Linked DNA regions of Homo sapiens: region 1 is linked to region 2. Evidence: chromatin loops called from intact Hi-C (ENCODE). Cell type or tissue: sigmoid colon. All regions are shown on one strand.

Region 1 (8,000 bases), 140 kb before region 2:
TGATGGAGTCTCATTCTGTCACCCAGGCTGGAGTGCAGTGGTGTGATCTCATCTCACTGCAACCTCCGCTTCCCAGGTTCAAGTGATTCTCCTGTCTCAGCCTCCCAAGTAGCTGAGACTACAGGCATGTGCCACCACGCCTAGCTAACACATGCAGTTTTAATGAAAGAGAAGTAGTTGGATGTGCCTGGAGTTGAAGGGACCTGTGAAAGGGTGGCAGAACAAGAGGTTGGAAGGGTGGGATTTGCCATATGTCGAAGAGCCTTGTGGACCATGCTAGTTTATCCTGTTGGCAGTGGGAGGCTGTTGAACACTTGAAGCCAGTGTGTGCCATGACCAGATTAATTTAAAAAAGGAAATTGTGTAGGATGAGAAAGAAAGCTCCATAAAACAGGCACTTTCTTTGTATATTTTGTTTGCTGCAGTACCCATAGTGCCTTGCATCCAGTTTGTTGGATGAATGAATAGATGAATTGGAACAGAGTTGAGTCTGTGCACTAGTTTTGTGGCTATTGGAGTAATTGGAGGGAGGAAAGATGCAGGCCTGAATAGAAGAACTGAAATGACAGAGAAGTGACGGTTTCAGAGAGATTTTGGAAGCGGGATTGACAGGATGTGGTGGCCACTTGGAGGTGAGGTAGGAGGAGGAGTAGAGGAGGGTGACACTGAGGTTCATGAGGATGGGAATAAAGGAAGAGGCGGTCTGGGGAGGTTAGAGTGATATGTTTTGTATGAGGTGCCTGTGAGACATAGAGGTGTTCTGAGACAGATTGGAATATGTGCCTGAGGTCAAGAGAGTCCGGAGATGGGTGCTGAGATTTCAGATGTGGAAGTTGTTGACTGGTGGGTAGAGGGGTAGTTGGTGAAGCCTTGGAAGTAAATGCAATTGCCCAAGAAAAGGGTGATGCGAAGTGGAATGGGAGGACCTAATCTGACTCTTTTTACTTTCATCTCCCACTACTCTTCATCACCCCACACACCCTGATGACTCTCCCTAGACAGAATTAGTCACTGCCTCCTCTGTGGGCTGACATAACATTTTGTACCCACAACTGCTGCAGCACTTGAGTTCTGCTGAGCTTGTTTGCACATTCACCACCTTCCTTGGGCTCTGACCACTCAGTGTGCTGTTCATCTTTGTATTGCTGACACCTAACCCCCGCCTTGACCCAGTGTACTCAGTACTGACCAGATTCTTGAATCCTGTGCTATGATATCCATGTGGAAGTTAGGCATTGGTACCCACACAGGGAATGTATTAAACTGCTTTTTAAATCAAGAGTGATCATCTTCTCTAATCACAGGTAACATCCTCAAGCAAATCAGAATGAGAGCACCCATTCAGGAAACCTGAACAGGGAAGGTGAACCCCTGTCCTGACCAAAATTGGGTATGTTTAGAGGGCTTTTCTTGTATTCCTTCTGCTCTAAGTCCTATTATTCTGATCCTGAAGGTGCAGACAGCGGCATGTAAGGAAAATTGATCAGTGAAGTAGCAACTAATGGCATCTAGCATGACTTACGAAGCCATATAAGATGTGTGATTGAAAGTCAAAAGCTTGGTACCTAGAACCCCTGAAAATCTAAAAAATAAAACACCTAGCCTGTCTTTTAAGACTGTTCATCCCTACAGTGTATTATCATCTTCTTGTGATTATCTTACGATTACAAGCGTAAATTGAAGAAAAGATTGCTGTATGAAATCTCACTGTCAGTGAGTCATCTCAGCATTTTTACCTTATTTTCAAAGACCCAACCAGAAAAGAGGAAACTCTTTTGCACTTTTCAATCAAGAAACTTAAACATAAAGCAGTAGAGGGCTTCCCTAATAACATGTTTCCTCCAGCATTCAAAATTAGTGACTTCACATCACTAATATGTGTCTTACTTATTTTAAGTATAAATGATTGGGCAAAGAATCCTTGGGAAAAAATAGCCTATTTATTTCAAATACTGTATAGTGGATTCTCTGTGCCTGTGACTCACCTCCTTCCCTCCATCACTGTTCTCATACTCAGGATGCAAAGGTTCAGTCTCTGTCTTCAAAAGTGAGCTCCCAGTCTAGCTGGAGGGAGTGATGAGTGAACAAATAATTACAGCGTAATCCTTTGGTAAACCAGAGCAGGCAGTAATTAACTCTGCCTAGAGATGAAGTGGCGCTGGAGAGAGTTCAAGGAGGCTTCACAGAGAAGGTGGCAGTGGAAAGCTGAATCACCTGGTAGGCAAGGCGGGAGGAGGGGATGTCAGATCAGTGAGGGTCTTTTGTGCTGAGCAGATGAGTTTGGATCATAGGAAGGTGTGAGAAAATTTTTTGCCTTTTTTTTTTCGTAAACAGTTTTTCATGAAAAAAGGTCATCAAAGTAAAATGTATTAAGTTTTTTTTAAGCCTGCTGACTGATTTTTATTAACTTTGCCTAGAATGCCTTTAAGCTTGGAGCCTGTATGATCCTGGGTACTCAGTCTTGGGGTTGGAATATAACTTGAGGGCAAGCTCTCAGCCTAGATCATCATTTCAGTTATAGTACTTACCTCTGAGTAGCTACTCCATAAACATTTGTTGATTGAATGAGTGAGTGAATGAATGCAGCATCAAATACAGTATCTGAAATAAAGACTTCAATTTTTTTTGGAAGGACTTTTTAAAAAAGACATTAGACAGTTTTATATGTTCTGACTTTGTTGGATTTTGGTAAAAGATTTCAGAATTGGATTTTTTTTCTCATGTTTTTCATCTTGTTCAGGAGATGAAAATGCCTAGAGGTGATAAATATAGGCTCCTATGAAATACAGCTGTATTAGACGTAAAATAATGGGATCTGTTATTTTGGGTATTACATCATATGCTATCTTGCTGCTAGATTTTAGCATTACATAGCTATGGTAGGCATTGTCAGTTTATAGAAAATTTTGTGGGGAGAAAAAAACATGCCTTAGAAAAAGATGAGTGGTAACAACAGAACTCTTTGTCCCAGCTTGTGGAATGAGAATAGTGGAGCTAATGAAAATCAACATGTTGAAGTAATATACTCTTAAGAAAGTACCTTCCACCTTTTTTTAAGGTTGTGGCAATATAACAACAGAGAACACTGGTGGCCAGGGTCCTAAGGGAAGGTTTGATGCTGCTTGTAAGTTCTGATACCTTCCAAAATTCATAATACTGAGAGTATATTGAAAGACAGGCCGGGCGATGTGGCTAACCCCTGTCATCCCAGCACTTTGGGAGGCTGAGGCGGGCAGATCACCTGAGGTCAGGAGTTCAAGACCAGCCTGGCCAACATGGCGAAACCCTGTCTCTACTAAAAATACAAAAATTAGTCAGGTGTGGTGGCACGTGCTTATAGTCCCAGTTACTCGGGAGGCTGAGAGGCTGGAGAATCAGTTGAACCCGGGAGTTGGAAGTTGCAGTGAGCCGAGATCACCCCACTGCACTCCAGCCTGGGCAATAGAGCAAGACTCTGTCTCAAAAAAAAAAAAAAAGGAAAGAAAGATAACAGCAGTGGCCCGGCGCAGTGGCTCACGCCTGTAATCCCAACACTTTGGGAGACCAAGGCAGGTGGATCGCTTGAACTCAGGAGTTTGAGACCAACCTGGGCAACATGGTGAAACCCTGTATCTGCCAAAAATACAAAAATTAGCCGGGCGTGGTGGCACACACCTGTAGTGGTCCCAGCTACTCAAGAGGCTGAGGCAGGAGAATCGCTTGAACCCAGGAAACAGAGGTTGCAGTGAGCCGAGATTGTGCCACTGCACTCCAGCCTGGGCAACAGCTAGACTCTGTCTCAAAAATAAATAAATAAACAAACAATATATTGGACAGGTCAAACATACTGGACAGCTACTCAGGAGGCTGAGGTGAGAAGATCACCTGAGCCCAGGAGGCAGAGGTTGCTGTGAGCCAAGATCACACCACTGCACTCCAGCCTGGGTGACAGAGAGAGACCCCCATCTCAAAAGGAAAGATAGCAGCTAAGCTGGGATCTAACTAAATTGCAGTAAGTCTGAGATAGTGATATCATAAGAGATTGGCTGAAGAAGTATGGCTTTCTGTAGACAGGGGTGTTCTGGTCACTAGGAGGAGGCTTCTGAAGCAATGGAGAGCAAAACACCACCACTCTTAGGAACCCCCTGTGAACATCTTGAAACATTTGTCAAAACAAACAAACAAACAACACCCCAGCAAGAAGGGAAAAAAAAAATCTATGATGATCAGGTATCACAGCACTGAGAAAGTTATACTGTGTCTGGCTTTAATAAAACCATGTAACTTTGAATTATTTTTTAAAGTAATTATTCCACATCTGTGGGTGGTACCTGGCACAGCTCAGTTCCAGTGGAATTAGTTTAAGAAATACTGCCCTGTAGTGAATTACCCAGGCTCTCCAAGGCTGAGAAACATGGATGGCACAGCTCTCAGGACATTTCACCACCATTTACTGTCATTGTATGCTGAAGCTGCCTTGTGATTACTAAACTAGCTTTCCAGAAGCCTTGGAATGGGGCATGGGTTACAGAGTACCCTGAGTATTAGGTGTTATTGTTCCAGTCATTGGAACTGTATATTTCCTGTTACATCTAATTTGTTGGCATTCTAGAATTAATGTGTTTAAATTGCATGAGTCAATTTCTTGGAGTCCTGACTGCTCTTAGATGAACTAATAGTGTCTGACCTCAGAGCCCTTCCTTTCCATCTGCAACAGTTTTTTAAGGTAATTGTTTTTAACTTTTAAAAAATATAAGTAATTCTAACAATTGTTCAATCCCAGCCATCTAACAAATCAGCTACGTTTATCTTTTCATTTAATTAAAATAGCTTTTTAGCTATTAAATAGCAGGGACCATATTTTAGACTTGTTAAACAACCTACAATCTAAATATTGACCATCTGGGCCAAATATTTTAAGCGAGGGCTTACTCAGGGCAGACAGGTATCTGATAATATACACATTCAACCACTTCGCACCTGACCAGTGTGGTAGGAATTCAGAGCTAGAGAAGTCCTGAAGAAGTGGCACCTTAGGCTTGCTGGGGGAAAGGATTTAGACACAGGCCTGGAAGAGCAGGGGAGGGCATTTATTCATTGGAGTGTGGGAAGAGCAGGGATCGAACAGATGTGAAGAAGCACACACAAGTTAGGTGGAGGTGGGGACTGAGAGATGAGCGTGACTGTACAAATCCACAGATTCATGCTGTTTGTTCTTATCCTGCCTATTCAGAGAGGAGTTGGGGTGGCATGTAGTAAATGTCATCTATTAAATGTGTGGGTTCTTATGCTGAGACATCAGCACCCCAATCAGTAACCATAAGTGGAAGGATGCCCCCCTTCTTTCCCTTGAGAAAGATTACTTCTGATAGAGGAGATTGAGGTCCAGATACAGTCTTAAGATTTATTTTTTATTTTTCACAAATGTAGGTTTCAGAGGGAACTGAAATTAGTAATATATTGTGTATTTTATTCATTCAGCTAGGTCATTAGGTTGTAATTTGTTTTCTACCCTGGAGGAGCCCCATCCTGTAGCTGGAGAAACACAATGACAATTGCAGTGATGGAGTCTCACCCAGAATACCAACCATGCAGAAAGGAGGACTAGCTAATCCAGCTTAGAGGTGTCAGGATCTGGAAAGGCTTCACACAGGAGGTTCATCTAAACAGAACCTTGAGGATTGAGTAAGAGTTGGTCAGGTGAGGAGAGGAGGCGCTTCAGGAAATGGGAAAGCATATGCAAAGTCATATTTGCAAGAGAACATGGCATGATTGGAGTTTGGTCCTGCAGGAGGGTAGGCTACCTAAAGGAAAGCCAAGGCCAGAGAGGCATACACAGGGATCAGATCTTCTTGTGTCTTGCAGACCATGTTAAAGAGTTTGGAGTTTGTCATGAAGCTTGTTCAGGTCTTAGCTCAGATGTCACTAACTTCCCATTGCACTTAGAATAGAATTCAGACCTCTTACCATGGCCACAAGGCCCTATGTGATCTGGCCCCGGACTGCCCATGTGGCCACACCCATCTTGAGCCACTCCTCCATTGCTTGCCCTTGCTATAGCCAGTTAGCCGATAGAGAGCTGTCAAAAGATTGTAAGCAGTGTTATTTCATATTCAGTCTGGCCACAGTATGGAGCATGGATTGAAGAGAGCAAGGCCAGCATCAGAAAGGCAAGAGATGATAAGAGGCTGGTCTTGAGCATGGAGGTGGGAATGGAGAGAAAAGGACAAATATGAAAAATGTAGAAGCAAATGCAGAAGGATTTGGTGGCCACTGAGGTTTGGCAGAGGAGGGACTTCTGTCAGTGAGTGGATGGTGTGTTCATACCCTGAGGTCTGGGATACAGGAGGAAGCTCAATTTGGTGGGAAAGATGATTAGTTCATTTAGGAAATATGTTGACTTTGAGGTGTTTGTGGAATGTCCCAAGTGGAGATGTCTGGAGAGTTCTTGAATAGTCTCTGGAGCTCATGGAGGTATGGGCCAAACATTGGTATAAATGGGAAAAGATAACTTGAATGTTGTGGTACTAGGTTGATTTCATCTCCAAAATATTTCTCGAAACAACCACTACTTTTCACTCCTCTGCCATCACCTCGGGGCAAGCTGCTATATCTTTTAACTAGTCTGCCTGCTTCTGCTTCAGCCCATTCTTACACAGCTAGTGGAGTGATCTTCTAAAAATGAGAAGGAGTCTTATAATTTTCCTACTTAAAACCAATCTTCACTAACTTCCCATTGCCCTTAGAATAGAATTCAGTCTTCTTACCATAACTACAAAGCCCTGTATGACCTGGCCCTGGACTCCCTGTCTGGCCACACCCATGTTGAGCCACTTCTCCATCACTTGCTCATGCTGTAGCCATACTGTATGGCTTCTTCTAGGGCCTCAAACTTCTGTATTGTTGTGTGTCAAGTTCTTTCTCTCTTTCAGGTCTTTGCATATGCTACTCCCTTTGCATGAATTGTCATCTTTTAGGTCTTACCTCAGATGTCATTTTTTCAAGGGAGTCTCCTCTGACCTCCTGGGCTATATTAGTGCCATCCTGCATTTTTTCCTAGCACCTAACACAATATGTTAGTAGTTAATTGTGCGTTTGTATCACCCATACAAGCTCTGTGACGACAAAATCCATTCTGTGTTTTGTTTACCATTGTACCCACAGTTCCTGACAGTCCTGAGCTCATAGTCAGCACTCCATGAATATTTTTTAGATTTGTTGAATGAATGAGATTATAATCATTTTTATTTTTTGTCTTGAAAAACTTAGAAATTTTACACTGTCACAGTACAAATAGAATGGTGACTCAAGTGATAGAACTTATGGAGCTGATTTCATCTACTTTTACATTTTCAACTGTTATTAAATGCTCTGCCTCTGGAAGGTTGAGACATGGAAATTGCAAATTAAATCTTAAAAGGAATTTTTCCTCCCTATTGGCTGTATTCATTATGGTGGTTCTGGTTAGCATGAATTGATCTGTTATCAGTCTGACAATGGTACGGCTGCTGAGTTTGAAATTCAGAAAACTAATACTTGTTCCCTTGAGTTTGGGCGTTTGTGGCAGAGTTTAGTAGCAGCCTTCTCCTTCAGCCCTGATTTGGGAAGCATCCCAATACATGCTATTTGCATTGCAGCTGTGGGAAAGTCCACGTTTGTGAAGTTACTCACGAAAACTTACCCAGAATGGCACGTAGCTACAGAACCTGTAGCAACATGGCAGAATATCCAGGCTGCTGGCACCCAAAAAGTAAGTTTTTAGTTGTGGTGGGTAGTTGGCAGGCATGGGTGAATAATCTAATTGTCATAATTTAATTTACTCTCAGTGAGTAAAGTAGCCCAGTTTGAGTATCCTTTTTAAAATAGCTTCATTCCAGAAAGCAGACCACATACACCAGAGAGGATATGACTTGTTTGAATATGTGCAGTTTTGATTTTTGTGGTTTTTATATGTCTATCTAAGTGACTGCCTCTGTTGTTTGTGGTTTCCCAAAGCATGTCCAACCATCATGGATGGCTTT
Region 2 (8,000 bases):
CCACAGGTGATCTGCCCACGTTGGCCTCCCAAAGTGCTGGAATTACAGGTGTGAGCCACCGTGCCTGGCAAGGAGCCAGATACTCTTGTCTGTGTAGCAGGAAACATGATTTTGAGCTGAATGACTATAACAGCTTCTCTGAATAAATAAAAGGTAAGATACATGGAGGACAGTGATCTGCAGTCATCACTGTTAATTTCCTAGACCATCTGGGAACATTTATATTCACCAGTCTGTAAATTCCAGCCTGGTATGAGGGCACTTCTGAGTCCATGAGCATGAGACAGATTTGAAGCTGTGTGCAGTGTTGTCGTGCTTGCCTGCATGTGCTCACATGCCTGTGTGTTGTAGTTTGCAGATTAGACCAGGCAGCTTCTGGGCCGGTGATTTTTGTAAGGAATCCTGACACTATCATTTGCTGCAGGGGAGTCAAATGTACAAGTTTGATCTGGGGCAGGTTTTTTGTTCTGGGGTATTTTGGGGTAACAATTTTATAAGATTTCCAGACAGCTCTCTTAAACAACTTTTCATTATAGAAAAGTATTTTGAAACAAGGATCAAGAGATCTTTGAAATTTGGTAAGATAAGGTTGACATATGTCTTTTTTTTTTTACCCCCTGATTCTTTAAAAATAACAGCCAGCTGTAGACTCTTCAGAAACTGATCCAAGGGAGGAATTCCTCTCAAGACCAGGAATACTTGTGTTTTTCCTTAGCAACTGGTTTATTTTTATCTTAAGGACCTTGCAAATCATGTAACAGATTGCAGTTCCATCTTTACGTTGCCTGCTAGTAAACTTGGAGTCAGATTTGTGTACCCCATCAGGAGGAAGGTAATTTCTCATCTTTGGCCCATAGAACCTATTCAGGTTCATTCCTCTGGGTTTTTTTTTTTTTTTTTTTTTTTTTTTTTGTCTATTTTATTTTGTTTTGTTTTTGACATGATCCTAACAAGCCTTTTTTGGATTTCTCATATAACAAGATATTCCAGGCTTGTCTCTCAAAAATACACACGAAACCCCACTGATTGTATTTTGTGTACCAGCATACCTTTTTTTTTTTTTGCCCTTTACTCTGATTTCATCACCTGTTAGTTTTATCTTATAGATATCTTCATAAGATCCTTTCTGGAACGAGGGGAGTAATGAGTGATTGATGCAAATCCCCTGGGTAGGGGTCTAGTTTGTGAATGGTAGGTCTAGGCTGTCTCTTTTCCTAGACTCTTCCTCAACCCTTTCTCTTCAGGACTGCTCTGCTGTCAGGAGTTGGCTGAAGGCAGGGAGGGGAAGTAAACTGAAATCAGGGAAACCTGGTTCTCTTAGCTTTTCCAGTAAAGATTTTGGAGAAAGGAGGGGAAGGTTGAAAGCAAATCCTAAAATGTCCCAACTTATTTATGAGTGTCATACTTTGTGGGTACCTAGGTCCTTATCTTCATAGATAATTGGAGTCAGTTGTCAAACTCGTATCTGAGACCGGTGCACAGCACAGAGCCTTGTGTGTTCTGTCTGGGAAGGAGATTCTCTGCAGCCTAGGAGTTCATTAAATGCTTGTTCTAGGAACAAAGAACCAACACTGCACTAGCAGGTTCTCTGAGATTTGGGGGAACTGGTCTCATTACTGTGTGACAGAGACAATCCTGAAAAGGCAAAGCCTCAGAGCAGTGGTTGTCAGACTTCAGTGGGCCTCAGAGTCTCTAGAGGGTTTGTTAAAGCACAGATGACTGGGCCCCACCTGAGTTTCTGACCCAGCAGGTCTGGAATGGGATCTGAGAATCTATGTTCCATTCCTACCAAATTTCTAGGGGATGCTGATGCTGCTGGCCCTGGGACCACCCTTGGAGAGCCAGTTATCCTTTAGAATAAGATGATTGGCTTGTATGATTAGTTATCCTTTAGAATAAGATTTCAGGCTATCTATGCAGACTTAGTTGAGGGTCTGATAGTTAATCTGAATACTAGAAGGGCCTCTTCATGATAGGCCAAAAAGTAAGGCACTTGAGAAGAAAGAGCTAAAATGAGAGTTGATTGGCTGTCTTTAAACACAAAGAGACAGTCAGTTCTGTTTTTGTTTTTGTTTTTGTTTTTTTAAGTCTAGCTGATCAGACAGTGCTTGGCCCTTTTATTTGTCTAATGCGAGGTTCACTGCAGGACATGTTTCTCACAGGGGCGGGATGGTGGGGAAGGTCCTGGTTGGAAAGTGGTGGCAGTGTCCTCAGCTCACCCTCCTGCGAGGAATGCGATAGTGCTTCCGTCTCAGCGAGAGGAGTGTGGTCACCTCAGGCTGTTCTCCCAACAGGGATCTCCACGACACACCAGGGGCCCAGGCCCTGCCCTTATGGGTGGCTTCCTGATAAATGCTTGTTGAAATGAAAGTTGTCCAGGAACCAGACAAAAGCAGCATTATGTGATCTTTTCCTCTTCATCCAGACCATGCTATATAAACCCCTGAGTCCTGTCTCCAAATGCTTTCTGTAAGAGAACAGAGCCTTAGAATTTTAATGTTGTAATTATCAGAAACAGTTTTCATCCTTTTGCTAAGATCTTGAGTGAAATAGAGAACATGGAACTCAGAGGAACCTTAGATCAGCATTTTAAAAAAATGTTTGTGGCCTGACAAGAGCTTGTTTTAAAAAATTAATTCGTTAATTAAAAAAAAATTATAAACTGTTCTCTTTTTCAATTACAAAAATGAAACAAAGGCTTTAAAAGTCTAAAGAACGAATAAAGCGCTAAAGTTCAATGCTTATTTTTCAATATTTTCTAAGGATTTACAAAGATATTTGTATATATACAGAGATAAATGTATTAATATGTATATAGAGAAGTTTTAAACCAAATGTGGTCCATTATACCCACTGTCTGTAGCTTGCTTTTTCCCCCCCACTTAATTTCTTTCCATGTCAGTACATACAATTCTACCTAATCATTTTTGATGGGACATGGTTTTTCATTGCATGAAAATTGATATTTTTTGTGAAATTTATTATAATGTATTTAACCAGTCTCATGTTAGACATATAAGTTGTTTCATTTTTCTGTTGTTGATGAGACAGTGAATTATCTTGTTCCTAAAGCTTGGTGCATTTGTATGGTTATTTCTGGGGTGGAGATTCCTAGAAGTGGAGTGGGTAAGATAAAGAATATGTGTATTCTGAACTGTAGAAGCTATGATAACATTCATGCTCTATGAAATAGTATATTAAAATAACATGCCATGATCAAATTGAATTTATTACAGAAATACAAGGTTATAGTATGCTGTGTTAATTGCTCAAATAAAAAACATTCAATCATCTGTCTCCTTATGTGTTAAAAATATATTTTATAAAAATAATTCTTGATTAAAAATCCTTAGGACAGGAGACTCTTAGTGGCACCCTTCAAAGTAAGGAAATCTGTCGCTTTCCCAAAGTTAGCCAGTTTCATGCTCAGTGATGAATTGTTGGAAACATTTTCAGTAAAGTCGGGAAGAAGCAGAGATGCCCGCCAGCCCTTCAGAAACTTGGCCAGGCCTGGCATGCGTGGCTCACACCTGTAATCCCAGCACTTCGGGAGGCCGAGGCGGGTGGATCATGAGGTCAGGAGTTCAAGACGAGCCTGGCCAACATGGTGAAACCCTGTCCTTACTAAAAATACAAAAATTAGCTGGGCGTGGTGGCAGGCACCTGTAATCCCAGCTACTCGGGAGGCTGAGGCAGAGAATTACTTGAACCCGGGAAGCGGAGGTTGCAATGAGCCGAGATTGCACCACTGCATTCCAGCCTGGGCGACAGAGTGAGACTCCGTCTCAAAAAGAAAGAAAAAAAAAGAAAGCCCCTGGCCATCTTAGGTGCTTTCTTTATGGCTAGAGCTATAAAGAATAGAAGGGAATAGGTGGCAAATGACCATTATCTGCAGGTGATATGACATTGCACCTGAAACTAAAAAACTGTTAAAAATAAGAAGATTCTGTAAGATGGCGTTTACATTATTAAAAATAATTACTGTTTATTGGACTCTTTCCTCATGCCAGGAACTTCAAAGCACTTTAAATAATATACTCCCTGTGGACTATTGTTTGATCTTTACCAAGCCCAGGAGGTGGGGATCATTTTAATCTCCATTTTACAGATGAGAAAACTGAGGCTTAGAGAAGTTTAGTAATTTGGCCACAGTTATATAGCAAGACAGTGGCAGGGCTGGCACTCACACCCAAGTCTGTCTGATGTCCAGGGCTGTGCTTAGACCACTGCTGCCTCTTTGTAGTTGTGTGGCCTTGGATAAGTCAGTTCAACTCCAGGGGCCATAGTTGCACCATCTCTGAATATAGTGTGGTTGATTAGACAGTCCTAGAGAGCTGGGGTTCTGAAGCCCTGAGTGTGTGGGGGAGCCAGGGCAGGTGACGTGTGCAGGAACCAGATGTGTTTACTGTCCAGGGGAACCTCAGAGCTGGCGTTTGGGCTTAGTAGAGCCACTTCTCCCCAACCTCAGCTGTTTGTCATCATCATGGTCAAATGTCATCTAGGGATTATTCAAAGAGAATAATAAGGGTTCCCCCATTTATTTCATTTGTTATATTTATAAATAGCTAACTCTCAGGGTGACTCAGCTAACAGGGCTGGATACAAATGCCCATGTTTAGCCTTTGGTTTCAGTTCCCTTCTGGAGTTCGGAGGTAACGATCAGGGACATTCTGCTCGGCTGTCTTTCTGCCTTGGATCAGAGGGGGCCCGATGGGCGGGAGCAGAGAAGGGGCAGGTGAACCTGGAAGCCTGGAAGTGGCCGCTGTGTCTCCAGAGCCTTTAGGTACCAAATAACATTTAAACCTTTCTCTTTCTTCTCTGTTGCCCCCGACGGTAACCAGAAACTCAAACAAAAGCACACTGAGGCTGTCTTCTGACCAAAAGTTGTTCTCCTTTGGGGTTCTGCTGTGCTAATGGTGGCTTCTGTCTCCCTCTTCAGGTATGGAGAGAAGGGGAAAGCCATCCGGATCGAGAAGGTCATCTACACGGGGAAGGAGGGAAAGAGCTCCCGCGGTTGCCCCATTGCAAAGTGGGTGAGTGTTGAGCCCACTCAAGAGCCACAGCTGTGCCTGGTTCCCCTTGCTGCATGGCCACGGCTGTGCCTGGTTCCCCTTGCTGCATGTAGCTGAGCAGGCGAGGGCGGGGGGTGGGGCCAGGTGGGTGTGTAGGAGACAACATGTTGACTGTCCAGGGGAGCCTTAGAGCTGGAATCTGGCTCAGGGTTAGGGTCATTTCCCCCAGCCTCAGCTGTTTGTCCTCATCTTGTTTAAATGCCAGTCCCCGAGTCTTGGGTCAGCCTTGGAACTGTGTTAGTCTTCACACTCGGCTCATCCTGTCCCCGTGGCTCAGGGCCGGAGGGGTAGGAAGGGAAACTGGGGATGCTGTCATGACCCGTTGATGGGCTCCACTGTGGACTGTCAGACTCCTTGTCCCCTTCCATGTGCCCTGGAGCTGCCAGTGCTTTTGTCTGCTGCCTGGAAGCCAGAGACAAACCTGAAGGCTAGCATGCTGAGATCCAACCTGAGGGAAGAGGCCAGGGCTCTGGGCAGCACTGTGGGCCAGTCTTGCCTCTGCCTTGCTTCTAAGCAGTTTCCTACCAGGCAACCTAGACATCTTCACAGGGAGAACATCAGTGACTCAGACCCCAAGTCACCAAACAGAGTCCTTCTGACCTTGCCCTCCCAGTCCACAGGGAGATCTTTAAATAGCAGAGCATCTGCCTCTGCAGAAGAAGTGCTGAGGAGGAGCAGCCAGGTTCCTCGGGTGCCTGCAAGCTCAGCCTCGCGCTGTGCTGGGCAGTGGGTATGGGTGGAAGACGAGGGCTCGGTCCCTATGTTCAAGCTGTTTGTGCTCTAGAGACATATGAAATAAAGTCATGGAGACTGGGGTCGTTGAGAGGCAGACTTGATGCTGTGGTTCAGAGGAGGAGGAATGCTCAAGCTAGGTTTCCCGAGGTGAGCGTGCCAGGGGCCATGAATACTGGCCCGTTACTAGTCAGGCTGAGGAGAGGGAGGAAGCATTCCCAGTGAGGAGAATCATGTGGGCAAAGGCAGAGAGGCTGGGTGGACAGACCCGTGGCTGACTGTGAGGGAGGCGGGTAAGATAACCCCTGTCAGCATATGTCCATCTGTGCATGTTGTAGGAAATTCTGACATATGCTACAACATGTGTAGGACGTATGTGCCTGTTTTTACCTGGTATACACCCTGTGCCTTTGTGTCTTTGTGTTTGGTGAAAATAAAAGGTGTCTGAACTTGAACTACCAAGTTTACTATTTTTAGCAATTTTTAGTCAGCATTGCAGAATTATATACAACCAGAGAATCTGGAATCACTTAGTGTATTCATAAGTATGAAGAAGCAGGCTGCCCCCACCCTCTTGAGAGGTGGTCATTGCAGTGAGAAGTCTGATGTGGCTTATCATGGTGGGGTGTTACCTCCCCAGAGAACCCATCAGAGAAAAGACGTCAGCCGTAGAGTGACAGCTGCCCCTTTCTCCTGCTAATTCATGCAGTCATTGAGGAATTCCAAAGTCTTGGACATAAAAATGAAGATCTTGGAGCATAGGTAGAGTTGGAGACTTTTCCAGCTTCAAGACAGTTGGCCCCTTAAAGAATAGCTGGTCCTGTGGGTGGCTTAAAGAAGATGCATTTCTAGACCCCGGTTACAGTGGTAAAGCGATAAGTCCTGGTCAGGGCTCGTGTGGCCCCACTGAGGGCTGGGAAGAGCACACTTGCCTGCAGACTGGGGCCAGTTCCTGGGGCTGGAAGAGGAAGGCAGGAGGATGGAGGGGCAGGAACTTTGTCCTCAGTATGCCATTGCTCTGGGGTCTGTGGACGGATGCCCAGAGCAGGACGCATGGGGCGCAGTGAACTGGAGGTTACATTCAAGGAGGGAACAACTCGTGGGTGTCACTGAGCCCTGGTGGGTGAACATAGAAGGTGCTGATAGTGTTTGCAGAGGGTGGGACTTCCCATGTCTTATGAGTGAAGAGAAAAGGAGAGGAAATACTTTTTTTTATGGGAGGAGCAAATGGGTGGTCAATCACAGAACTATTGTAGTGGCAAGAAAACGGCAGTGCTGAGGGCTTTATTTTTTCTGGCCATCTCCTTTAGTGTGGTGGATTTCTGGGGTTTTCTTTTGGCTACACAGCTGCCAAATACCCTATGTTTTTTGGTAAGAGGGCTTGGTTTAAAGAGTTCCACCTCCTTTGGAAGTTGAAGAGGAGTTGGGTGCTCCTTCTCCCTGCCCTGCAGGGAAAGTGACCCACAGATGCTTAGAAGGACGGATTATTCTTGGTGGCAGTGTAGCGTCAGGAGCCCGGAGCCGGTTCTGTGGCCACGGGTGAGTGCAGGCATCCAGTGTCTCCTGTGCATGTCCCCACCCTGCCTGGTACAGTGTCCAGAGCCTGGCTTTTGTTTTCCAACCAGGATTTGTGCCTGTGTTTCAGCCTCTCCCTAGCCCCCAGCCATACCTTCAGCTTAAAGCAGTGTGCCTCACATGTTCTGCACTTGACTGGCCAGGATTTGGGGACACAGTCAAGGTACATCATGGGTGCCCAGCAAATGTGTGTTGAGAGGATGACCTAGGAAGCAGTGGGTCAGCCCAGAGAGCCCTCTGATCATCTGTGATTTTAAGGTGGCCTGTACAAAATACGGAAGATTCCAGGCGTGCCCTGGTTGCACTCTGAAGGCTCAGAACAACAGAGGCATGCCAAAGGCAACACCTGGCAGCAAGATGGGCTCTGGGAAAGAACTCCAGAGATGCTGCCCATACTGGTGTGTAAAGGTCACAGAGATCAGAAGGCAGGTACTTGTAGGCTCATTAGGGACACAGTAAAACAGACTTAGGAAGCCGCAGGTGTTAGAACCAAGTACCGTGGTGGGAGCTGTGGGAAGACAGGGTTGGGGTTCTGCTGGGGGTTATGTTACTCTTGGTCTGGTGCTCAGGGAATTCTGCCTAGAAGCTGGATGAGCTGTTGAGGATCCTGTGGCTGAGTTG

What was found. Peaks named below come from ENCODE experiments on the same cell type or tissue, not always from the same donor. Only the 100,000 strongest peaks of a DNase experiment are listed, where the experiment ranks them.
Region 1: a loop joins it to region 2, with 2.6 times the contacts of the local background. A loop is called at or near these places in 3 of 110 quality-filtered maps.

Annotation. Positions count from the first base shown.
Region 1 is chr2:73,931,294-73,939,293 of GRCh38, forward strand. It overlaps DGUOK (deoxyguanosine kinase), which reads left to right. Exons shown (of 7, transcript NM_080916.3): 2 at 7,617-7,729. Among named protein-coding and RNA genes, the nearest start is that of DGUOK, 8.4 kb to the left of the region's middle. RefSeq lists an enhancer at 6,045-6,544. In sigmoid colon, no CTCF peak of the experiment used is centred here; no DNase peak of the experiment used is centred here.
Region 2 is chr2:74,075,559-74,083,558 of GRCh38, forward strand. It overlaps TET3 (tet methylcytosine dioxygenase 3), which reads left to right. Exons shown (of 12, transcript NM_001287491.2): 6 at 4,940-5,033. Among named protein-coding and RNA genes, the nearest start is that of BOLA3, 68 kb to the right of the region's middle. In sigmoid colon, a CTCF peak has its summit at 4,949; no DNase peak of the experiment used is centred here; H3K4me3 peaks cover 611 bases; H3K27ac peaks cover 330 bases.